2 separate regions of the Homo sapiens genome follow, and region 2 is linked to region 1. Evidence: read pairs that join two places in POLR2A ChIA-PET (ENCODE). Cell type or tissue: MCF 10A. All regions are shown on one strand. Each heading gives the region's core, and the rest is flanking DNA. Links, peaks and the distances in the headings are about the cores only.

The links. Peaks named below come from ENCODE experiments on the same cell type or tissue, not always from the same donor. Only the 100,000 strongest peaks of a DNase experiment are listed, where the experiment ranks them.
Region 2: POLR2A ChIA-PET joins it to region 1 with 5 read pairs; 3 of 35 experiments call an interaction of 5 or more read pairs at or near these places.

What each region holds. Positions count from the first base shown.
Region 1 is chr16:74,284,481-74,296,421 of GRCh38, forward strand. No RefSeq gene overlaps it. Among named protein-coding and RNA genes, the nearest start is that of PSMD7, 6.4 kb to the right of the region's middle. RefSeq lists an enhancer at 11,567-11,941. In MCF 10A, for the core only: no CTCF peak of the experiment used is centred there; DNase peaks (open chromatin) are centred at 6,081, 6,891 and 7,531.
Region 2 is chr16:74,100,979-74,114,451 of GRCh38, forward strand. It overlaps LOC124903722 (a long non-coding RNA gene), which reads right to left and starts at 2,860. Exons shown (of 2, transcript XR_007065119.1): 1 at 2,819-2,860; 2 at 2,104-2,374. RefSeq lists a silencer at 8,099-8,299. In MCF 10A, for the core only: a CTCF peak has its summit at 6,986 (motif pointing left); a DNase peak (open chromatin) is centred at 7,023.

The sequences.
Region 1 (11,941 bases), core at 4,796-9,795:
GAAACTAAGGATGTTAAAATGTACAAGTCTGTCTGCTTGTAGAGACTGCACTATGCTCTACTGCTCTGCTAATAGGATAACCTATTCTTCAGTGATTTCCACTAAAAAACAATAATGGTAATAATAAACTACAGAAAAAACTGAAAAACACAGAACAGCAAAAAAGTGAAATATACTCTACTCACTGTCACTACTCAAAGACAACAACTGTTAACAATTTGGTGTATTTCCTTCCAGGTTTTTTTCTGAAGCATTACTCTAGTAATACATCATATTAATAGTTGAGTATTCACAGAGTACTTTTTAAAAACTCTATATTAGGCCATTCCTGTCTTGCTATAAAGAAATACCTGAGACTAGGTAATTTATATGAAAAGAGGTTTAATTGGCTCACAGTTCTGCAGGCTGTACAGAAGGCATGGTGCCAGCATCTGATCTGGGGAGGCTTCAGAAAGCTTTTACTCACAGCCGAAGGCAAAGCAGGAGTAGGCACTCCTATGGCGAAAGCAACAGCAAGAGAGAGAGTAGGGCCAGGAAGGTGCAACACACTTTTAAATGACCAGATCTCACGAGAACTCACTCACTATCACAAAGACTGCACAAAGCCATGAGGAATCCATCCCCATTTATAAAGAAATGAGACTTAATTGGCTCATGGTTTTGCAGGCTGTACAGGAAGCATGATGGTGGCAACTGCTTGACTTCTTGGGAGGCCTCAGGAAACTTACAATCATGGCAGAAGGCAAAGGGAGAGCTGGGACCTCACGTGGCCAGGAGCAAGAGGAAGAGAGAGACTGGGGGGGTGCTACACACTTCTAAACAACTGGATCCCATGAGAACTCTATCATGAGAATGGCACCCAGGGGGGAAATCTGCCCGCATGACCCAATCACCTCCCAACAGGCCCCCCTTCCAACACTGAGAACTACAATATGACATGAGAACTGGGCGGGGATACAGAGCCAAACCATATCATTATTCAACATGAGATTTGGGTGGGGCCAAATATCCAAACTATATCAAACTAGTACTTCATATTTCTTACATGTATTAGGATTCCCATATCACTGTACTATATGTAGCAAAACATAAGCCCCACCTTTAAGGAGGTTAAACTGAAGAAGACAAATTGAGGGCCACGTGTTCAGTCATTGAGGCTTGCTCAGAAGTACGAAAAAATTTAAAACATTCAGAACCAACTGAAAGGTCAGCACCGTGTACACAAGACCTCTTAGCAATACAAATGTTCACTTACCTACATTCCTGGAAAGAATCAAATTATAATAATCATAAAATTATTAGAAGTTTTTAAAAACATGGCTTTGAGAATTTCGTTCATTCAACAAGTATTTATGACTGAGACTTATTATGTGCCTAGCACTGGCCTGCCTTGAGATACGAAATGATTGCACAAAATCCCCGCCCTCCAGGATCCCTCATTGTACCATGGGAGCCTGAGAACAAACAGGGACTGGATAACACAGTAAGTGGGGAGGTCCTGTAGGCAGAAGCCTATCCAGATTGGAATTCAGGAATGAGTTTTAGGCTTAAGATATTTTAATAGAGGCCAAGGTAGGAGAGTCGCTTGAGCCCAGGAGTTCAAGACCAGCCTGGGCAACATAGTGAGACTCCATCTCTACAAAAAAATAAAAAATAAAAAAATTAGCCAGGAATGGTGGCACATGCTTGTAGTCCCAGCTACTCGGGAGGCTGAAGTGAGAGGATTGCTTGGGCCCAGGAGTTTAAGGCTGCAGTGAGCTATGATCACACCACTGCACACCAGCCTGGGTCAAACAGCACGACCCTGTATCAAAAAAAACAACAAAAAGATAATGAACTGACTATTATCATCATCCAGATTAGGCACAACCACAGAAAATGCATAAAAGGTTCTTAGCAACTCAGGGTGTCTTGCCTAAGTTTCCTACAGAAATTAGAGTTCTCGGCTGGGTGTGGTGGCTGGCTCACACCTGTAATCCTAGCACTTTGGGAGGCCGAGGCAGGTGGATCACTTAAGGTCAGGAGTTCAAGACCAGCCTGGCCAACATGGTGAAACCCCATCTCTACAAAAATACAAAAATTAGCCAGCTATGATGACAGGTGCCTGTAATCCCAGCTACTTGGGAGGCGGAGGCAAGAGAATCGCTTGAACCCGGGAGGCGGAGGTTGCAGTGAGCCGAGATTATGCCATTGCACTCCAGCCTGGGCAACAGTGTGAAACTCTGTCTCAAAAAAAAAAAAAAAAATTAAGAGTTCTCTTCCTCTGACCCAAAGTATAATACACCTAGTTTCCTCATACAGTGTTCCCCAAGGAAAAGAAAGTGCAGTGGCTGGGCACAGTGGCTTGTGCCTGTGATCCCAGTACTTTGGCAGGCTGAGGCAGGCGGATCACCTGAGGTCAAGAGTTCAAGACCAGCCTGGTCAACATGGTGAAACTAAAAATACAAAAATTAGCCAGGCGTGGTGCTGGGCACCTGTAATCCCACCTATCTGGGAGGTTGAGGCACGAGAATCACTTAAACCCGGGAGGCAGAGGTTGCAGTGAGCCGAGATCATGCCACTGCACTCCAGCCTGGGTGATAAAGCAGGACTCCGTCTCAAAAAAAAAAAAAGAAAGCGCAGAGTTTGGGATCACAGTACCTACCGACATAGGACACAAACTTAACTCAGTTAACCTGACGTTCAAATGGGCAGGGAATGAATATGCTCCCTTATTTTTGTCCACAGCTAACCTTCCTTCACAAGCCACCACATGCTGATTACATAGGAAAAAATAACTTTTAAAAAATTAGGCAGGAGGATTGCCTGAGGCTGGAGTTTGAGACCAGACTGGGCAACACAGCAAGACCACCATCTCTACAAAAACAAAATTAAATTAAATATTCAAATTGGTTTAAAGCAAGCAATCTCTTTAGAAATGTTTCCATCTCAGCCAGGCGTGGTGGCTCACGCCTGTAATCCCAGCACTTTGGGAGGCCGAGGCAGGAGGATCACTTGAGGTCAGGAGTTCAAGACCAGGCTGGCCAACATGGCAAAACCCCGTCTCTACTAAAAATACAAAAATTAGCTGAGCATGGTGGCACACTCCTGTAGTCCCAGCCACTCAGGAGGCTGAGGCAGGAAAATCACTTGAACCTGGGAGGCTGAGGTTGCAGTGAACCAAGATCACGCCACTGCACTCCAGCCTGGGCGACAGAGCGAGACTCCGTCTCAAAAAAAAAAAAAAAAAAAAAAAATACAAAATTAGCTAGGCGTGGTGGCACATGCCTGTAATCTCAGCTACTCAGGAGGCTGAGACAGGAGAATCGCCTGAACCTGGGAGGTGGAGGTTGTGGTGAGCTGAGATCCCACCATTGCACTCCAGCCTAAGCAACAACAGTGAAACTCCATCTCAAAAAAAATAAAAGAGAAGTTTCCATCTCTTAGTGGCATCCTCCTTTCCCTCTCTTTTCTCCCTAAGGAGTACAGGCACATGGGGAGAGAGGGATGGGGTTTACGTGACTCAGTGGCCATGAAGGAAACAGGCCTATCCCCACACTGGTCCTTGGGCATGCCATGGCCAATGTCTGATGGTCTCTGATGCAATGTCTCCTATGGCCTGGTCACTGGGGGCCTTGTTGGCCTCCAAAGTCTGTTCATGGCTGGTGCACTTGGGACCCTTTCCTGGGCTAGGCTGTTCCAGGGGTGCTCTCAGGACAACCGGTCCCACCTCAGTGCCTCTGAGGTATACCTGTGACTCCAGTTCGGGCCGACTCAGGCATCCTACGCTATGGAATTCAACACAGAGCAGAAGTCTCCCCGACCATTATGGCCTCCTCCTCCTGCCACCTGTGGTCCTGTCCATGTCATAGCAGAACGACTGGTGGCTCAGGCAACCAAACCTGAAAGCCCCCATTCCACAGCCTTCATTGAGCTATCAACTGTGCCACCATGACCAGCTAATTTTTGTATTTTTAGTAGAGACAGGATTTCACCATGTCGGCCAGGCTGGTCTCAAACTCCTGATGTCAGGTGATCCATCCACCTTGGCCTCCCAGTGTGCTAGGGTTATAGGCGTGAGCCACCGCGCCCAGCCACTCCCCACATTTTGGATTACGCTCTGTTAGAGAAATAACATGAGCAGTGCTACTACTTGTGCCCAAATGTTTCACAGAGCTTTTATGAAAGAGCTCTTTCAGTTTTCTCATAAAGCTTACCAACATGGCTTTCTGGACTCAGATATAAGGGGCTGAACTGAGAGCCAACTCTGAGTGGCAGATTCATACTATCCCACGAATCACTACTTTCTCTCCAAAAACTGAGGGTGCGTTTCTGGGCCAAACCAGTGTATCTGACTCTTAAGATGAGTGCCATTGCAGGTCTCTCAGCGACTCATACAATTAGAGATCTAGTGGGCCTACCTTAGTTTGCCAGACATTCCCAAGGATGTCTGAACTCAACAACACATACAGCCTAGGCTAAAGGTGGCATCTCTGCTATGTATTCTTTTTTCTTCAAAATCTCTTAAGATGATAAATAGAGGCTGCAAAGTTCAAAGTATTGCTGAAATGCTTGTAAGACCGTTATTCCTTGTTCTGGACTTAGCAAAAATAACAACTCTTTTAAGATGCTGTAGTCTGTGGGGGCTAACTCCCTAAACTGAAAGATAAAAATGATCAAAGGAGAGGAAAATGTATTATCATCAAACTCTCTTCAGGTTCTCTCAAAGTTAAGTCCAAAATTCAATGAACAAAAGAAAATGGATTTCTTACACCTCCCTTCTGCATTCCTCTGAATAAATTCAGCCCCCATTAGTGGCTACAATATCAGAGATGATTTTATAAGTCAGTTATATTTTTAAAAGGGGAGTGGCAATGTAGAAAATGCCTCCTTTATGATTTCCAGTGGTCTTCTTTATACTCTATGCATTTTAGTCAAAATGATATTTCCATCAGACTCCAATTCTTAAACCTTATTTGACACATAAGAAAAATCAAAACCAATCTTTGATCATCTGATAGCCACTAAATCCTTAATTACAAATTAGAAGGGAAACTCCTTCACGCTTTTTTCATAATAGAGACGTCTACCCCATGCTGAATTGCATCACGTAAGAGATGAAACAACGTCTACTTTGAATCAGACACTAAACACCAGCAAGCATGCTTTATTTAACACATCACACAATGAGAGCTGACTTAAATCTTCTTAACCTAAAAGTTCTGCTATCTTAGAATGCAAGAGCAGTCATCTGATAGTCAAATCAAAAATATTAAAAGAAATGAAGAAAACCCAAAGCAATGTTCCCAAAAGTAAGAAAAGTACATGTAATGAAAGGGATTGACAAGACACAGAAAGAATATCAAAAGCTCCCTGATTACACTGGAAGAAGGCCAAGACTCAGAGCAAAAGTCTCCTGGTCAGTCTTCAAAGATGCACAGCTGAAGGCTCCTGAGCAATTGTGGGACTCAACCACAAAATGTGTAACTAATTATGCCTACAATTAGTTATGAGATTAGGTGATTAAAATTAAAAATGAGAAGTGTTATCAAGTCGAGTAACCCCAAAACAAAGAGGCACAATGGCCGCTACTACACTCTGAAATCAGGTTCTTCAGAACTTTCAAACAAACATTTCATCTAGAAGAACACATGCCGAACTGTTAGGGGTGATTATATGTGGGTGGTGGGATTATGGGAGATTTTTACTTTATAAGTTTTATATTTCTGTACTACGTGAAGTTCTAACAATGAGTGGACATTACTCTTAGGAACAGAAAGCATGCTTTTAGATCTTTTTGGTAAGTATATTTTCAAAAATTAAAAAAGAAAATTATGAAACAGCAGGAGTTTTCATTTTCATTTATTTAAGAGACAGTCTCACTCTCTCCCCCAGGCTGGAGTGCAGTGGCACAATCATAGCTCACTGTAACCTCATACTCCTAGGCTCAAGCAATCCTCTCACCTCAGCCTCCCAAGTAGTAGCTGGGACTATAGGTCTATAGGTGCATGCCACCATGCTTGGCTAATTTTTTTTTTTTTTTTTTTTTTGGAGAGACAAGGTCTTGAAATGTTGCCCAGGCTGGTTTCAAACTCCTGGCCTTAAGCAATCCTCTTACCTTGGCCTTGAGCCATGCCACCCAGCCAGGGAACTTTGAAGTAATTTTTTATTATCCATTCCTTCATCTTTCACAGGCAATCAATCACCATTTTCTGTCCATTTTTCTCTGAAATGCATCTCCCTGTTTCTTTTTCTGTTCCCTCTGCCACCCCAGGTATTTGTCACCTCATACTAAATTATTTAAAATTCCTCCTAACAGAGCTTTCCTGATTCCTTGTTCTCTTAAAAAAAAAAATTATTTCTTTTTTCAGAGACAAGGTCTCACTATGTTGCTCAGGCTGGTCTTGAACTCCACCTCAACCTCCCAAGTAGCTGGGACTACAGGTGCCACCACCACATCCAGCACTAGCTCTCTTTCTGTGAATCTACTTTGCATACTACTACTAGATTAATCTTCTAAAAATGTCACTTCTTTCATATCACTTTCTGACTTACAATAAAAATCCTGTGCCCTTTATAAACTGGTCCTACCCAACCAACATAAACTTCTCACTACTCTCTTAAATATGTCTCTGCTCAGGACAGCCCAGTAGTCTCCCATCCCTGGCTCCCCTCACCCGAGTCAGGCACTATTATTATCCCTCTTTTACATAGAGGAAATTGAGGTGTAGAGAGATTAAGTGACCCATTTAAAATATCCTAGCCAGTGAATAGGAAAAGCAAAATTCAAATCTAGATCTGACTCACAGCCCACGCTCTTTTCTATTACCTTCACAGTCGGAGACGACAGGGAGAAAGATTACAGGGAAGGGTGCCAGAGGCATCAAGAATTTATTCTCTACCATGTTCCAGTTTCTCCACACTCTCAAACTCAGTCCTGCTGGAATGTTTCCAAAATGCTACCTAGCTTGAGGAACCTCTTCAGATTCTGATCATATCACTTGAGCTGAGCGATATTCCATGACAGGCCTAAATAACCCTCAAATGAAAGAGTAAATGCAGCAAATAACAGAGAAAGTAAGTGACGGAGCTCACATTTAGGGAGCAGCTATATAACCAAGCATTGAGTGGCAGATAATGGATTTACCAAGAACCTTAGGTTCACAAAGAATTCACAAATTGCCTAGTGTTTCTGTTATCTGTTGCTGCACAACAAACCACCCAAAACTTAGTGACTTAAAACAGCAACGATGACTTATTATTTCACAGAATTTTATAACCTGGGCTGGGCTCAGCTGGGCAGTTCTTCTGCTCCACATGCTATCTACTAGGGCTGGAATATCCACAGTGGTTTTTTCACTCTCATTTCTTGGGACCCTGCCTGTAATGGCTGGAATAGCTGGGGAATGGCCAAGCATTCCTCTTCTATTCCATATGGTCTCTCCTGCAAAGTAGCCAGATTTTTCTACATGACTCAGGGTTCCAAGAGTGGGCATTCCAAGAGAACAAGCTGCAACATGAGAGTGTTACTCAAGCCTCTGTTTGTATTACACTTGCTAATATCTCATGTGCCAGAGCAAGTCACATGCCCAAGCTCACAGTCAATTTTGGAGGAGATAACCAGGGCATGAAGGCCAGATGCATGATTCATTGGGGCCTGGCACATTTGATCATGGTGAGCATGTCTGACAGACTGAGCACACTTTCTGACACCATATGGGATATTATACAGGATTTACATTTATTATTTGCTTATAGTCTATCTCCTCTAACAAGACTATAAGTTCAAAGAGGGCAAGAGCTTTGTTTTGTTTATTCCTATATAACCAGTATTTAGAAGAGTGGCACAGAGTTAAATTGTTAAGTGAGTATTGAGAAAAACATCAGAGATACTGGTTATAGAAGACTGCCAAAGTTTACAGTGCAAAAGAGTCATTATCTAAGTGGAAAAATTAAAGATTCTAGAAACACCGTTGGCACAGCTTTTGCCCTTTCCAGGCCTACAGAGGCTGATGGAGAATGATGTTGTAGCTGGGCCTCTGAGTAGATGAAGGCATCTATTATGAAGAAATCAAATCCATTCTATGCAGCTATTAATGATGATGTAGACCTAGATTTGCTATAAGGAAGTGTGTTAATGATAAATTATTAACTCAAAAGAGCAAATTTCAGAACTTTATGTAGAGTTAAACTCCATTTGCATTTTTTTTTTTTTTGAGATGAAGTCTCACTCTGTCACCCAGGCTAGAGTGCAGTGGCAGGATCTTAGCTCACTGCAACCTCCGCCTCCCAGGTTCAAGTGATTCTCCTACCTCAGCCTCCCAAGCAGCTGGGATTACAGGCACCGACCATCATGCATGGCTAATTTTTTTTTGTATTTTTAGTAGAGATGGGGTTTCCTCATGTTGGCCAAGCTGGTCTCCAACTCCTGACCTTGTGATCAGCCCGCCTCGGCCTCCCAAAGTGCTGGGATTACAGGCGTGAGCCGCAGCGCCGAGCCCATTTGCATATTTTGAAAGCTATGCATACAGATGCCAAAAGATACATCTTTAAAAAACTTTCCGAAAGATTCGCCAGAAACTAGTAGCCAGTGACTACCTTTAAGGAGAGGAACTAGGGTTCACCTAAGAAAAGTGAGGGAGACTTGAAGCTCAGTAACAGGTTCATGGGCTTTATTATACTATTTTCCCTACTCTTGCACAGGGTAGGGATTTTCCATTAAAAAGGGTGTTTTAAAAATATGTCTGGGGCTGGGCACCATGGCTCACGCCTATAATCCTAACACTGTGGGAGGCCAAAGCAGGAGGATCATTTGAGCCCAGAAGTTCAAGGCTTCAGTGAGCTAATGATTGCACCACTGCACTCCAACCTTGGTGACAGAGTGAGACCCTAACTCTTTTAAAAAAATAACAAATTAAAAATGTTAAAATAAGGCTGGGCACAGTGGCTCATGCCTGTAATCCCAGCACCAGCCTGGCCAACAGGATGAAACCCCGTCTCTACTAAAAATACAAAAATTAGCCAGGCGTGGTGGCGGGCACCTCTAATCCCAGCTACTAGGGAGGCTGAGGTGGGAGAATCGCTTGAACCCAGGAGGTGTTGGTTGCAGCAAGCTGAGATCTGGGCAACAAGAGTGAAACTCAGTCTCAATCAATCAATCAATCAATAAAATAAGTCTGGCTGCAGAGTGGAGGATGGAGATGGGAGAAGGTCAAAACTGGAAGGCAAAAAGAGAAATTAGGAAGCTAATGCTGAAATCCCTTAAGAAATACAGCACTTTAGGCCAGGCGCGGTGGTTCACGCCTATAATCCTAGCACTTTGGGAGGCTGAGGCAGGCAGATCACAAAATCGAGACCATCCTTCCTGGCCAACATGGTGAAACCCTGTCTCTACTAAAAATACAAACAAATTAGCTGGGCATGGTGGCATGCGCCTATAGTCCCAGCTGCTTGGGAGGCTGAGGCAGGAGAATCACTTGAACCTGGGAGACGGAGGTTACAGGGAGCCGAGATTGTGCCACTGCACTCCAGCCCGGTGACAGAGTAGGACTCCGTCTCAAAAAAAAAGCACTTTGGGCCAGGGTTAATCTTAGTTTTCTGTATGTGGTACGATTTCAGGTGATTTTAATTTATTTCAATTAATTAATTATTTGTGACAAGGTCCTACTGTTCGGAAGGGTCATGAACTCCTGGGCTCAAGTGATCCTCCAACCTCAGCCTTCCAAGTATCTGGGATTACAGGCACAGGCCACCATGCCCAGCTCTATATTCATTTTTATTTATCTGAATAGTGTCATTTTTCCACAATGATCATGTGTAACTAGAATAATTTTTTAAGCTCATAGTCAGTTTCACACTGCTTCAGTGAGTCAGGATTGGAGACACCCAATAAGCTTCGAAACAGCTTGCTTAGGCTTAGTACAACTGCAAAGTGAACTCAGTGTGAAATAAAATATATCACTTTCTAAAGTTTGAAATTTAGTATCTTAATAAAATTAATGCAATTCTTTTGCCTAAGACTGCTGCAAGCAGGCACACCAACCAATTAGGAACTGGGGTCACAGAAACCTGGCTTGATCCTGACCAGCAATGTGATCTTGGAAAGATCCTTCCCAATGTCTGAGCCTTATTGTCATCTTCCATTTCACTATCATAACTAATTATTCATTTATATAGTAATTACTGAATGTCTCCTATGTGCCAGGCACTTTTCAAGACAATGATAATATAAAAGTAAACTAGGGGCCAGGTGCAGTGGCTCACACCTATAATCCCAGCACTTTGGGAAGCCAAGGCAGGCAGATCACTTGAGTTCAGGAGTTCCAGATAAGCCTGGCCAACACAGTGAAACTCCATCTCTACTAAAAATAGAAAAATTAGTGGGGCATGGTGGCGCTCACCTGTAGTCCCAGCTACTTGGGAGGCTGAGGTATGAGAATCGCTTGAACCTGGGAGGTGAAGGTTGCAGTGAGCCAAGATTGTGCCACTGCATTCCGGACTGGGTGACAGAGCGAGACTGTCTCTCATTTATTTAAAAAAAAAAAAAAAAGTAAACAGGAGTTTACAAACTAAACAAGAGCTTACATTCTAATGAGAGACAAAGAATGAACAGAATAAGTAAATTCTACAAACTATTCACAAGTGGTAAAAACTATGGAGAAAACTAAAGCAGAAACACATTAGGGGGAGAAAGACAAAATTTTTTCAAAGCGTGAGAAAAAGCCCACCTCGAGAGCAACATTTGAGCAACAATTTTCATTTGTAATGAGAAAATACCGACTTCGTAAGGTTGTTACAAGCCTTGTTAACACAGCATGGGCCTCACCTGAAAGCTTGTTAGAAGCTCAGAATTTCAGGTCCCATCTCAGACCTACAGAATCAGAATCTGAATTTTAACAAGGTCCCCTGGTGATTTGTAAGCATATCAAAGTTTGAGAAGCATTAATTAAAAGGATTAAATATTTGCGTCTGAACCAGGGCTGGCATATTATAGGCACTCAATAGATTCAATAATTCTTAGTTTTCTTTCCCCATTAACATAACCCTTATATCTTTCTAGTTATAATTAAGAATGAATGGCCAGGCACAGTAGCTCACACCTGTAATCCCAGCAGTTTGGGAGGCTGAGGTGGGAGGATTGCTTGAGGCTGGGGGTTTAAGACCAGCTTGGACAACATAGTGAGACACCAACTGTACCAAAAAAAAAAATGAAAAAATAAAGATAGCATTGAGTCTCTTCAATTAATTATGAATATTAAGCATATCCTGCCATTTACTTCCTTGCAGATCTAGCAGAAAATCTGAAAATAAAGCCAAGTTGCAGACAGAAGACAAAGATAAATTCACATGCAGACAAATTCAAACTCCTGACTACATTAATGTCTCTCATTGGTGGCCAAATTTCAGTCTAATCTTTGCTAATGTTTTTCACCACCCACAAATAAGAGAGACTGAGTGTGTCCCTTGACATTTGGAGATCAGGAAGTCCACCTTAAAAAGACAAGAGGCCAAAATGTTGGGAAAATCCTCTGGTGATAAAGGGAAAGCAAAAATTGTTTAAAAACAGAACAAAATATAAGTAAATAATTCAGGTTGCTTAAGTACTGTTTTCGTTTACAGAAACAGCAACTTCAAATGAGACGATATAAACCTGTATGATTTTTCTTATAATTTGCCTCCTGCAAATAAGCTTAAGTCTTTGTCTACCTTAGTCTTCTCTTTCCTAGCTACATATCACAACATACTTCCTTACTGCCTTCCTTCCGTCTTTTCTTCAACGCTTCTGTAAATTTTGATTTCAAAAGCAACGGCACAATTGCGTTCTTCTAGCCCTAGTTACGCAGTAATATAACGACAGGTGGAAACCTGCAGGTTGCCACGTTCATTGCAAAGTGTCCACAGTAAAGATAAAGGAGAAATTCCCCCGGCAATGAAAACGAGAATGAGATAAATTACCAAATTA
Region 2 (13,473 bases), core at 4,656-9,655, 180 kb before region 1:
TTGTAGTCCATTTGGATCGGATAAGATTTGGGAGACTGATAATTTGCCATTATCTTAACCTCAAAGTTGAAGCAACATTTAAAGGGATTAATGTGGCTTTTCTCCCTCCCAGGGGCATTTTCACCTTCACACCACCGACTCTTCATTTGTCATCAGCAAGCTGGGGACAATTACTCAGAAGACAATGGCAGCAGCGCCACAGCACCGTGGGTTTAATGCTATTTCTGTCTCTATAAAATCTTCAATAATTTGTTTACGACTTCCAAAATTCAACAATAGTGTGCAAATGCAATTCTACTTATGTTAATGTGTACCTCCTTTTCTCATATCAGATTCTGAATAAAAATTAGGCAAGTACTCTGTTTTGAAAATATATAAGATGTGAACTTCCTGGGGGGCTGGGGGGACCTCCAAATGCACTATCCTATCAACCACATTTTTTTTAACTTAATAACTTAAGTGAACTGTTAGTGAAATTACAACCTGCTTGTGACACAGTAAATTTACAACAAAATTCATTCCATAAATTATTCAATTCCAAGACTGCAGTCAAGGAGAGAAATATCACCAGGAGCAGGTGATTAGCATGTGAAAGGAAAAACCCATCTCCCTGCAGAAACAATCACTGTCAAAGCTTCCTATTGGAGTTTTGTAAAAATTACTGTTAAGAACACACATTTAAGGCTTTGTAGTTCCTATAAAAGGGCTAAGTATTTGATTTACATTAGATTCGTTTGTTCTTTCTTCAACTGTCTCTTTCTCCTACAAACCATAACTGCCTCAATAAATGCTTGCTCAATCAAGTGTGCATTAAAACAAAAGAATTTAACTTCAATAAAAGTGATGAATCAGGGCCAGAAGTTAACTTTTCCCTCCTCTGTGTTTCTTGCTATAAAGTAGGCAAAGCAGAAATTTACATCTGATGCTCCACAGGGGAATATAATTGGTTTCTATTGTGTAGTTGGTCATAGCTGTAGATTCTTGAAGAAATCATTTGAAGCCAAAGTTGCAGGACAAAAGGGTTTCAACAAAACTACATTTGTGAACATGGTCTATAGACAAACTAGCTCTGTAAATGGGACTGTCTGCTTTCTACCAACTTCACACACAGAAGACAGTGCTGATGGGCAAACAAAAGAGTTACAGGATGTTTTCTGAAATCTGGCACACAAATCCCCAACTGGTGGTATTTTCAGCCAGGTACTAGGAACATTTTTTCCTTCCATGGTGGTAGGTCTTCAATAAAACAAAGTAGATACTATCACCTTTTTTCTTAATTAAAACAGCAATGTGGCTGTTCTCACATATTAATACATACACTGTTACATTTCAGCAAATGCCTTAGAATCTGCTTTTCTTTAGTGGTTGCTCTTTTTCTTATAGGCATGTGTGATAGGCAGAACAATAGAAAATGTCCATGCCCTATTTCCCAGAACCTGTGAAGATGTTACAATGCACGGCACAGAGGAATTAAGGTAGCAGATGGAATTAAGGTTGCTAATCAGCTGACCTTAAAATAAGGAGATAATCCTGGATTATCCAGGTGGGTGCAGTGTAATTACAAGGGTCTCTAAATGTGGAAAAGGGAGGCAGGAGAGTGGGTATCAAAGGGACATGATGTGAGAAAGACTTAACCAGTATAGAGACAGAAAGGTGCAATACTTTTTCATATCCATTATAAAGGTCAGAGCCAACATTCTTATAACAATAAACAGGTTAACAAGAGAAATGCTATATTCATCTGTTCTCGTGCTGCTAATGAAGACATACCCAAGACTGGGTAATTAAAAAGGAAAGAGGTTTAATTGACTCACGGTTCAGCATGGCTGGGGAAGCCTCAGGAAACTTACAATCATGGTGGAAGGGGAAGCAAACATGTCCTTCTTCACATGGCAGCAGCAAGGAGAAGTGCCAAGCAGAAGGAGGGAAAGCTCCTTATAAAACCATCAGATCTTGTGAGAACTCACTCACTATCACAAGACTAGCATGGAGGTAACCGCCCCCATGATTCAGTTACCTCCCACTTGGTCCCTCCCAGGACACATGGGGATCATGGGAACTACAATTCAAGAAGAGATTTGGGTGAAGACATACCAAACCATATCAATGCATAATAAATTTATTTAATCAAAGTTATACAGGACACAGGAGCCATCAGAAATGAAGACCTAAACACCAAGGGGAAACTGATTTTATGTTTAGGTTCAATGAGGAATGGCAACCAGGTAGAAACATGACTGGACAAAGAGAAGAATCTAATTGTGATAGACTAAGTGGGGAACACACAAGGCTTGTCTATGCAGATTCTTCTTGGCCTCTCTGGGTAGCATTCCTTCCTCTTGGGTATGGGGCAGGACCCCTCTGGAATGAGCATCTTCAAAGGAGAAAGCAGAGAGTGACATTACTAGGTTTAATGAGAGGGTTTCTAATTACTAGGATCTACCTTGGGGAAGAGGAATTCTGGTTTCTAAGACTTTGGAGGGGGAACAGGGGTTGGGTGACAGGAGGACAAGAGAAGGTCAGAGAGGAGACTTTGTTTCTGAGCCTGCTTCTGAGGGCTTCCAATGTCCTAGTGTTCAAAGTACTCAGTATGCCCATGTGCCATATTTTGGGGTATTGTTTTCTAAGCCCCAACACTGGCTGCTGCTGGCTCTGAAGATGGAGAAAGGGCAGTGGCTCATGCCTGTAATCCCAGTACTTTGGGAGGCTGAGGCGGGCAGATTGTTTGAGCTCAGGAGTTCAAGGCTAGCCTGGAAAACATGGTGAAACCCCATCTCTACTAAAAATACAAAAATTAGCTGGGCATGGTGGCACACACCTGTGGTCCCAGCTACTTGGGCATTTGAGATGGGAGTAACTCCTGAGCCCAGGAGAACAAGGTTGCAGTAGGCCAGGATCACACCACTGCACTCCAGCCTAGGTGAGAGAGTGAGCCTAGAGAAAAAACACAGCCCCATGAGATCTTACTCTCAGGCAGAGAGAGCCCTCTTTGTACTTCTGACCTATCATCAGAGCTAACAGATAAATTTGCATTCTTTTAAACTCCTAAGTTTGTGGTAATTTATTAAAGCAGTAATAGGAAACTAATACAGAGTATTTAAACAATACACCTGCTAAAAATCTTAGCAAATTAAATTAAGAGAGTTTAACTGAGCAGAGAACCAGACACAAATCAGGCAGCCTCCTGAGCAAGAGTAGGCTCAGAGAGACTCTAGCACAGCCATGTGGTGGGAGAATATTTATAGACAGAAAAAGGAAAGTGATGTCCGGAAAATGGAAGTGAGGGACAAACACAGCCAGATTGGTTTCAGCTCAGCCGTTGCCTGATTTGAACACAGTTTGAACACTTGTCCCCCTTTGGCCATAACTCAGTTAAGCCAAACTTAAAATATATAAGAACTTAAAATATATAAGGAGGCAGCTGTAGGCTATACTTGATTTAACACATCCTATTCTGAAAGGTAAAATGGTATGGAGAAAGGAAAGCAATTCTGCAAATTGTTATTGTTTGTTAATAAAGGAAATCACAAAAGGAGAGGCTTAAACGTTAATTTTACATAACTCTCCCTAAAATTACATAGGCAGGAATATTTGTGAGTTTTTGTTTGTTTTTTGAAACACGTTTCACCCTGTTGCCCAGGCTGGAGTGCAGTGGCAGGATCTCGGCTCACTACAACCTGCGCCTCCCAGGTTCAAGAGATTGTCATGCCTCAGCCTCCCAACTAGCTGGAATTACAGGTGGACGCCACCTCGCCTGGCTAATTTTTGTATTATTAGTAGAGACAGGGTTTCACCATGTTGGCCAGGCTGTTCTCAAACTCCTAACCTCAAGTGATCTGCATGGATCGGCCTCCCAAAGTGCTGGGATCACAGGTGTGAGCCACGGCACTTGGCCAGTAGGAATAATTTGGTTTGGCAATTATGTTTTTTTTTTTTTTAGTTGTTTTTTGTTTTGAGACAGAGTCTTGCTCTGTCGCCCAGGCTGGAGTGCAGTGGCACAATCTCAGCTCACTGTAAACTCCGCCTCCCAGATTCAAGCAATTCTCCTGCCTCAGCCTCCTGAGTAGGTGGGATTACAGGTGTGCACCACCACGCCCAGCTAATCTTTGTATTTTTAGTAGAGACAGGGCTTCACCATGTTGGTCAGGCTGATCTCGAACTCCTGACCTCGTGACCCAACCCCGTCAGCCTCCCAAAGTGCTGGGATTACAGGCGTGAGCCACCGTGCCCTGCCTGGAAGGGCAATTTTGTTTTAATTGCAATTAGCCTTCTACCATTTATCAAAAAGATTCCTTAGTGTTTATGGATAGACACATCTTCCACTGGCAGTGGAATACTTCACCCTACCTAAAGCGATTCCTTCTTTCTTAGATAATGCCGCCTTCTCACCTATTGTCTGACTCTCCAGAGCCATCAGCCATTGCCTGGCATGTAGTTTGTGCTTTGATACACAGAAGCCACCTAAAAACCACCTTGACTTGTAACAGTAAATTCCTATTAGATTGTTCAGCACGGAAGAAAACCAACATACAACTGCAGAATAAAGAGCTGAAAGGAACCTTATGTGATCTAGTTTAACCTCTTTATTTTATCAGAAAAGTGATATTCAAAAACTGGAATTCTCTCTGAAGGTCATGCAGTCTGGAGTGAAAGTAGCTTGAAATGCCAGCCCAGGTCTCTTCCCATAATGTATGCTGCTGTCCGCATGGTTTGTTCAAATTCAGTCCTTCATTCATCCAATGGCAATTTACTAAGGGCCTACCTGTGTGCTGGGCACTGCTTTAGACACTGGTTATGCAGTGGAAAATGAGAAAAATGAAGGCCCTATTTTTTTTGTTTGTTTTGTTTTGTTTGAGATGGAGTCTCACTCTGTCACCCAGGCTGGAGTGCAGAGGTGTGCTCTCGGCTCACTGCAGCCTCCGCCTCCCAGGTTCAAGAGATTCTCTGCCTCAGCCTCCCAAGTAGCCAGGATTACAGGTGCCTGTCACCACGCCTAGCTAATTTTTTTTTTTTTTTTTTTTTTTTTTTTTTAGTAGAGATGGGGTTTTGCCATGTTGGCCAGGCTTGTCTCGAACTCCTGGCCTCAAATGATCTGCCTGCCTCGGCCTCCCAAAGTGCTGAGATTACACGCATGAACCACCGCGTCCAGTCCTCTATGTTAACTACATAGTGAACAGTCCAATGGGAGGAAACAGACACTACACAATAAATACACAAACACGTAACAAGTGCTATCGAAAATGGAACAGGTTGATGTGATAGAAAAAGACTAGGGGTCGCTTTCAGATTGGCTGATCAGCAAAAACCTCCCCAAAAGGACCTGAATAACAAGAAGGAGACAAGCAGGATGGGAGCAGTGCCTTCCCCGCAGAGGGAACACAGACACAGACTATAGCACAGAAGCTAGTCTGACCTTTTGGAGGAAGGTCACGAAGGCCCGTGTGGCAGGAACCTGGCACAGGAGGGTGACGGGGTAAGAGGGGCAGTGTGAAAGGTGGGCGACAGCCCAGGCGAGCTCTGTATACACCTGTATTTATATGCGTGTTGACCTCCATTTTGGAATGTGAAATGCTCATGCGCACGGATTTGTTTAATACACAAAGCACCTAATGTTACCAAGTCAATATGAACTCGGACCTGTCCTGTCTTCATGGGGAAGGATTGGTTTCTTTTTTTAAAGAAATATTTTTTTGGAGATAAGATCTCACTCTGTTGCCCAGGCTGGAGTGCAGTGGCACAATCATGGCTCACTACAACCTCAAATCCATGGGCTCCAGAGATCCTCCCATCTCGGCCTCCCAAGTAGCTGGGACTATAGGCGTGCAACACAACATCTGTCTAATCTTTTTATTTTTTGTAGAGATGAGGTCTCACCATGTTGTCCAGGCTGTTCTCGAACTCCTGGCTTCAAGCAATCCTCCCACCTCAGTCTCCCAAAGTGCTGGGATTACAGGTGTGAGCCACTGCGCCTGGCCCAAGGGTTGGTTTCAAAAACACAAAATCAACAAAATGAGTGAATTGTTGGCACTGATCAATGGCATTGTGCTGGGTTTTATGAAGTGAAGGTTCACAAGAGCACTTTAAGATGGGAATGAAATAATTTCAACAAAGGGAAGTCAGATATTCCCAGCATGGGGGAAGCTATTAGAAGTTACTGAGTGCACACACTATGTGCAGGCAATCCAGTAGCTGCTTCCCCTCCATTATTCCAGTTAACGCCCCACTCTACAATGTTATGTAAGAAGCACTTGGGGCCGGGCGCGGTGACTCACGCCTGTAATCCCAGCACTTTGGGAGGCCGAAGTGAGCGGATCACAAGGTCAGGAGTTTGAGAACAGCCTGGCCAACATAGTGAAACCCCATGTCTACTAAAACTACAAAAAAATTAGCCGGGAGTGGTGGCGGGCACCTGTAATCCTAGCTACTCGGGAGGCTGAGGCAGGAAACTCGCTTGAACCTGGGAGGCGGAGGTTGCTGCAAGCCGAGATCACGCCACTGCACACCAGCCTGGGCAACAGTGCGAAACTCTGTCTCAAAACAAACAAACAAACAAAAAGCACCTGGATGCTGAGCAACCAGCTCAAGCCTGCATGCTTAGCGAGTGAGAAAACTGGAAACTACACACTGTTCTCTCTCACTCCAAGGGTCATTCATGCCTTTCCCATTTTGCCATCTACCACTCATATAGACCAAAAACTAGTCTGCACAAGTCATGTCACCTCTAAAAAGTCCACTCTCTTCTTGCATGAGATGACAGGTCAGACCAGATGATCTCAAAAATCCCTGTGCGTCCAACATGCTGGGATTACATGGTTCTAATCTACTGGCAGAACTTCCCTCCCTCATTCTTGCAGGCCTCTGCACCTGGAAATTTCCTCCTCGGTAAGTAGAGCAGTTGCTACCTAACGATCAGAAATGCTTCCTAACGTCCAGAAGCCAGATTTCTTGCCTGCATGGCTAACAACAGCAAGCGCAATCCTACCTCCCCCTGCTGGTGGGGGAGGGATAACAGGGTCATTACTAGCTCGTCTTTCCTTTCACTTCCACCTCCTCAAATAAAAATCAACTTCCAAATCCGTGAGTCAGTCTCGACACGTTTATGTGCCAAGACACTATTATGAGGAAATTGCATTCCCAAATGAACTTTAAGGACAGCTCTCAGCAGCTTAATTTGCAAATGCCAGTATTTTCCCTCTCCATAAAGGGCTCACCTTCTTCGGTTCAACGTCAAATAGAAGCAAACAGAAATTTTGCTTCTAAGAAGCACAGATTATTTCGGGGGAGTAAAGTTCTCTGCCTTAAAGACTTTTCTACTTAACAGCAATCTCAACAATTTGGGAGGCCGAGGCGAGAGATTCGCTTGAGCTCAGGTGTTCAAGAGCAGCCTGGGCAACACAGGGAGACCCTGTCTCTACAAAAAATCTTAAAATTAGCCAGGCGTGCTGGTGCACACCTGTGATCTCAACCACTCAGGAGGCTGAGATAGGAGGATCTCTTGAGCCCAGGAGGTCAAAGCTGCAGTGAGCCATAATCACGCCACCGTTCTCCAGCCTGGGGGACAGAGCAAGACCCTGAAAAAAAAGAAAGAAAGAAAAGAAAAGAAAAAGAAAAGGAGAGAGTCACCATCGTATAACATGTCAGTAAGTCACATTTCCAGATTTGGAGTGTGGCTAATCATTTCTTCTTGAATTGTAAATAAATGAGAATTATTTTCATATTCTGGAGCAAAAATTAAATATTTGAATATAGAGTCATTATTTTTAATATATTAAATTATCAAGCTTAAAATATCTCATAATTTGGGCCAATTCTGACTACTCCATAAGGCAATGCTAGGACTAAAAAGACCCAGCCTTCCTATATACACTGCTTTTCTTTATATAGAGAGCAGGTCTTCCATGCCCCAAAAAAGTCATCTGATTCTTCTGAGTTGCCATTTGTGGTAGACAGTTGCTGTTTTTGCCTATCCCACATTCTGCATCTAGGTTTTCCTTTGGAAATTACCCCCAGCCCAATCCTGTGTATCTATGGTTCAGGAGTAGTCAAATTCACATCCAGATCCAGGGGCAGGCACATGATCCAGGCCTTGTCAATCAGGCTATCCCATCCCCCTAATAGCAGTTATGGCCCATACCACAAGTCTAATCAGAACTAATCCCTAGTTCATTGCTAGAGAGTCCAAGATAAAAATGTTCTCCTTCTCCTGGGAAAGGCATATCAACCTGGAGCTTCTGGGAACCACTTTGCCAACACAGGTAGCAGCCTGCTTGAGAATAAACGAAAACAAAGGAAAGGAAATAAAGATGCAAGAGAATAAGTTGAGTCCGATGACACCACCAAAATTCCTGGAACCAAATGTGCCTGAAGCCTCCATGGACATTTTAGGTATATGAGCCAATTCGTTCATTTTTTTAAATTAAGTTGGTTTAAGTTGAACTTTCTGTTGCTTGCAGCCAAAAAATTCCCATTGGGTATATAAATATATATAATTATATTTATTATATAAACATATAATTATATTTATTATATAAACATATAATTATATTTATTATATAAACATATATATATTTATTATATAAACATATATAATTAAATTTATTGTATAAACATATATAATTATATTTATTTTATAAACATATATAATTATATTTATTGTATAAATATATATAATTATATAAACATATAATTATATATTTATTATATAAACATATAATTATATATTTATTATATAAACATATATTTAATTTTATATATTTATTATATAAATATATATTTAATTACATATTTATTATATAAATATATAAATTATATATTTATATAATAAATATACATAATTATATATTTATATAATAGATATGTATAATTATATATTTATATAATAGATATATAATTATATATCTATTATATAAATATATAATTATATGTCATATATAATTATATATCTTTATTATATAAATATATAATTATATATCATGTATATAATTATATACCTTTATTACATAAAGACATATAATTATATACCTTTATTACATAAAGACATATAATTATATCTTTATTACATAAAGACATATAATTATTTCTTTATTACATAAAGACATATAATTATTACATAAAGACATATAATTATATCTTTCTTACATAAAGACATATAATTATATCTTTCTTACATAAAGACATATAATTACATACCTTTATTACATAAAGACATATAATTACATACCTTTATTACATAAAGACATATAATTATATACCTTTATTACATAAAGACATATAATTATATACCTTTATTATATATCTTTATTACATAAAGACATATTTAGTTATATATCTTTATTATATAAAGACATATTTAGTTATATATCTTTATTATATAAATATATGTTTAGTTGTATATCTTTATTATATAAATATATGTTTAGTTATATATCTTTATTATATAAATATATGTTTAGTTATAGATATTATATAAATATATATTTAGTTATAGATATTATATAAATATATATTTAGTTATAGATATTATATAATATATATTTAGTTATAGATATTATATAAATATATATTTAGTTATAGATATTTACTATATAAATATATATTTAGTTATATATTATATAAATATATATTTAATTATAGATATTTATTATATAAATATATTTAATTATATATTATATAATATATATTTAATTATATATTATATAATATATATTTAATTATATATTATATAATATATAATTAATTATATATTATATAATATATATTTCATTATATATTATATAAATATATATTTAATTATACATTTACATATAAATATATATTTAATTATATATTTATATATATTTAATTATATATTATATAAATATATATTTAATATATATTTATATGTAAATATATATTAAATATATATTTACATATATGTAAATATATATTTAATATATATTTACATATAAATATATAATTAATTATATATATTTACATATAAATGTATACTTAATTATATATATTTACATATAAATATGTATTTAATATATAAATACATTTTTATATACTATATATTATATAAAATATATATATTATAAATATATAAAAATATATTTTAATATAATATATAAAATATATTATATAAATTTATAATATATTTATTTTATTATATATTGATATAATTTATTATATATTGATATAATTTATTATATATTATATAATATATAATAAATTATATTATATATTATATAATATATAATAAATTATATTATATATTATATAATATATAACAAAATTAATTATATATTATATAATATATAACATTATTATATTATATATTATATATTATATAATATATAACATTATTATATTATATATTATATATTATATAAAATATATAATATATAATATATAAATTTTAATTTATAATTTTATATAAATATATAAAATATATATTATATAATATATTATATATTATATTATATTTAAATATATATTTTATATATTTATTATATATATAAAATATATTTTTTTCCCATTTTGGGGTTGCAAGATCACAAAAATCCTATGAAAATCTACCAAGTGCATCTATAGAACAAAGACACAAAGTCTTAGAGAATTAGTGGACATCTTTTTCCACTAAGAAAAAAAATCGCTGGTTAGGCATGATGACTCATGCCTGTAATCCCAGCACTTTGGGAGGCTGAGGCTAGAGGACTGCTGGAGCCTAGGAGTTCAAGACCAGCCTGGGTAACATAGGGATATCCTATCTCTACAAATAATGATGGTGTGCACTTGTGGTCTCTGCTACTTCGGAGGCTGAGGTGGTAGGATCACCTGAGCCTGGGAGGGCAAGGCTGCAGTGAGCCATGATCACATTACTGTACACCAGCCTGGGCAACAGAGCAAGACCTGTCTCAGAAAAAGGGAAAAGAAAAGAAAAGAAAAGAAAATGGGCTTATGAATTATTTATAAGAGAAACAATGTAAGAGGATCTATATTCTTATTTCTAGCAGCAGAAGAAAACTTCAGCAATCTCTTTTTTAAAAAATAAGCTCTCCCTAAAAATAGAACTAGCATTTGATCCAGCAACTCCACTACTGGGTATATATACCCAATGGGAAAGAAATCATATCAAAAAGATACCTGCCCTTGTATGTTTATCACAGCACTATCCACAAAACAACGTTATGGAATCAACCAAAGTGTCCAACAACAACAGTGGAGGATTGGATAAAGACTACATGGCACATACACACCCCGGAATACTACTCAGCCATAAAAACAAATGAAATAATGTCTTTTGCAGCAATATAAATGGAACTGAAGGCCATTATCCTAAGTGAAGTAACTCAGAAACAGAAAGTCAGTCCAGGCACCGTGGCTCAAGCCTGTAATCCCAGCACTTTGGGAGGCCGAGGCAGGTGGATCACTTGAGGTCAGAAGTTTAAGACAAGCCTGGCCAACATGGCAAAACCCTGTCTCTACTAAAAATACAAAAAATTAGCTCGGCATCGTGGTGCATACCTGTAATCACAGCTACTCAGGAGGCTGAGGCAGGAGAATCACCTGAACCCGGGAGGTAGAGGTTACAGTGAGCCGAGATCACACCACTGCACTCCAGCCTGGGCAACAAGAGCGAAACTCAAAAAAAGAAGGAAAGAGAGACAGAGAGAGAAAGAGAGAAAGAGAGAGAAAGGGAGGGAAAGAAAAAGTCAAATGGCACATGTTCTCACTTACAAGTGGGAACTAAACGATGGGTCCACATGGGTATACAGAATAGAGTAACAGACATTGGTGACTGCAAAAGGTGCGAGGGTGGGAGGGGGGAAGGGGGTGAGGGCTGAAAAATCATCTATTGGATACACTGTTCACTATTCAGGTAACGGGGACACTAAAAGCCCAGATTCATCACTATACAATACATGCAGGTAAGGAATCTGCACTTGTACCCCTTAAATCGATTTTTAAAATTTTTTAAAATTTTAATTTCTTCTATCCCTGCCCTCATGCTACATTTTTATTTTATTGATTGATTTATTGATTGATTGATTTTTTAATTTATTTTTGAGACAGAGTCTTGCTCTGTTGCCCAGGCTGGAGTGCAGTGGCGTGATCTTGGCTCACTGCAACCTGTGCCCCACCAGGTTCAAGTGATTCTCCTGCCTCAGTCTCCTGAGTAACTGGGATTACAGACAAGCACCACCATGCCCAGCAAATTTTTTTGTATTTTTAGTAGAGACAGGGTTTCGCCATGTCGGCCAGGCTGGTCTCAAACTCCTGACCTCAAGTGATCTGCCCACCTCGGCTTCTCAAAGTGCTGGCATTACAGGCGTGAGCCACTGAGCGTGGCCTCGTGCTACATTTTTAGTTTGAATAGGTCATCAGCAGGTTATCTTTGTGATACAACATATCTGGGATGCCACCAGGGAATAAATATAATGTAGATAAATACCTAGGTGATGAAATACAGTTTTCCAAAAAGTATACAAATTATGTGTCAATATTATACATTGTCCCATGCTTGAACCAAAAAAGCCTTCCCTACTAGACCACGTATGCTTTGTCTTTAAATTATTATACAATTTGGCAACATTTGTTTTTCCATTCTTCTAGGGAACAAGAATGTTACAGATCAGTAGTCATCAGCAAATCTAACGGTAAAAGCGATCTGAATTTGAAAAGCGCTTAGTGAGCGGTGAGATCACAAGCCATCTGGAGAAAGATGGGCTGATAGAGAAATGAAAGCCAGAACACAGTGCCATGAAGGCGAATCCCACGTAGCCCATTCAGGGAAAGCGTAAGGAGATAATGCAGAGAACAGATGAGGAAAGAAATAGACATAGCCTGCCTTGATACTCCCAGTAACATTAAATAGATCAAGCGATGACAGTGATGACACCATGCATTTATTAGGCAGTGCTTGTTCTCCAAGAATCTCAAAGTACTTTGCCAAACTCTTACATCAAACAGTGACAGTCATAAGAGATACTGGAAGGCATGATTCCTATTTTTCCCGTATTACAGACCCAAGGCACTCAGATTCTGAGAGGTCTGCCTTGCAGGGGCATGCATTGTGGAACACCTCTGATGAGACATTAAAAGACAACCACCAGGATAAAAAGTGATGAAGGAAAAAAAAAAGAAAATATTAATCCACAAAACAGAGGAAACAATTTTGTTCAACAATTATTATGGTATGATCTAAAACAATTTTTAAATGTACTATAGTGACCACAAGGAATTGCAAAAGTTTAAGAAATGCTATTTTTACAGTCACATTAGAGGTCTTAAGACATTAACCTGCGATGAGATTGGGGTGTCCTGACCTAAACGGCAGTACTTACTCTGGGCAGGTGTGATGGTTAATACTGAGTGTCAACTTGATTGCATAGAAGGATACAAAGTATCAATCCTGGGTACGTCTGTGAGGGTGAGGCCAAAGGAGATTCACATTTGAGTCAACGGGCTGGGAAAGGCAGACCCACCCTTAAT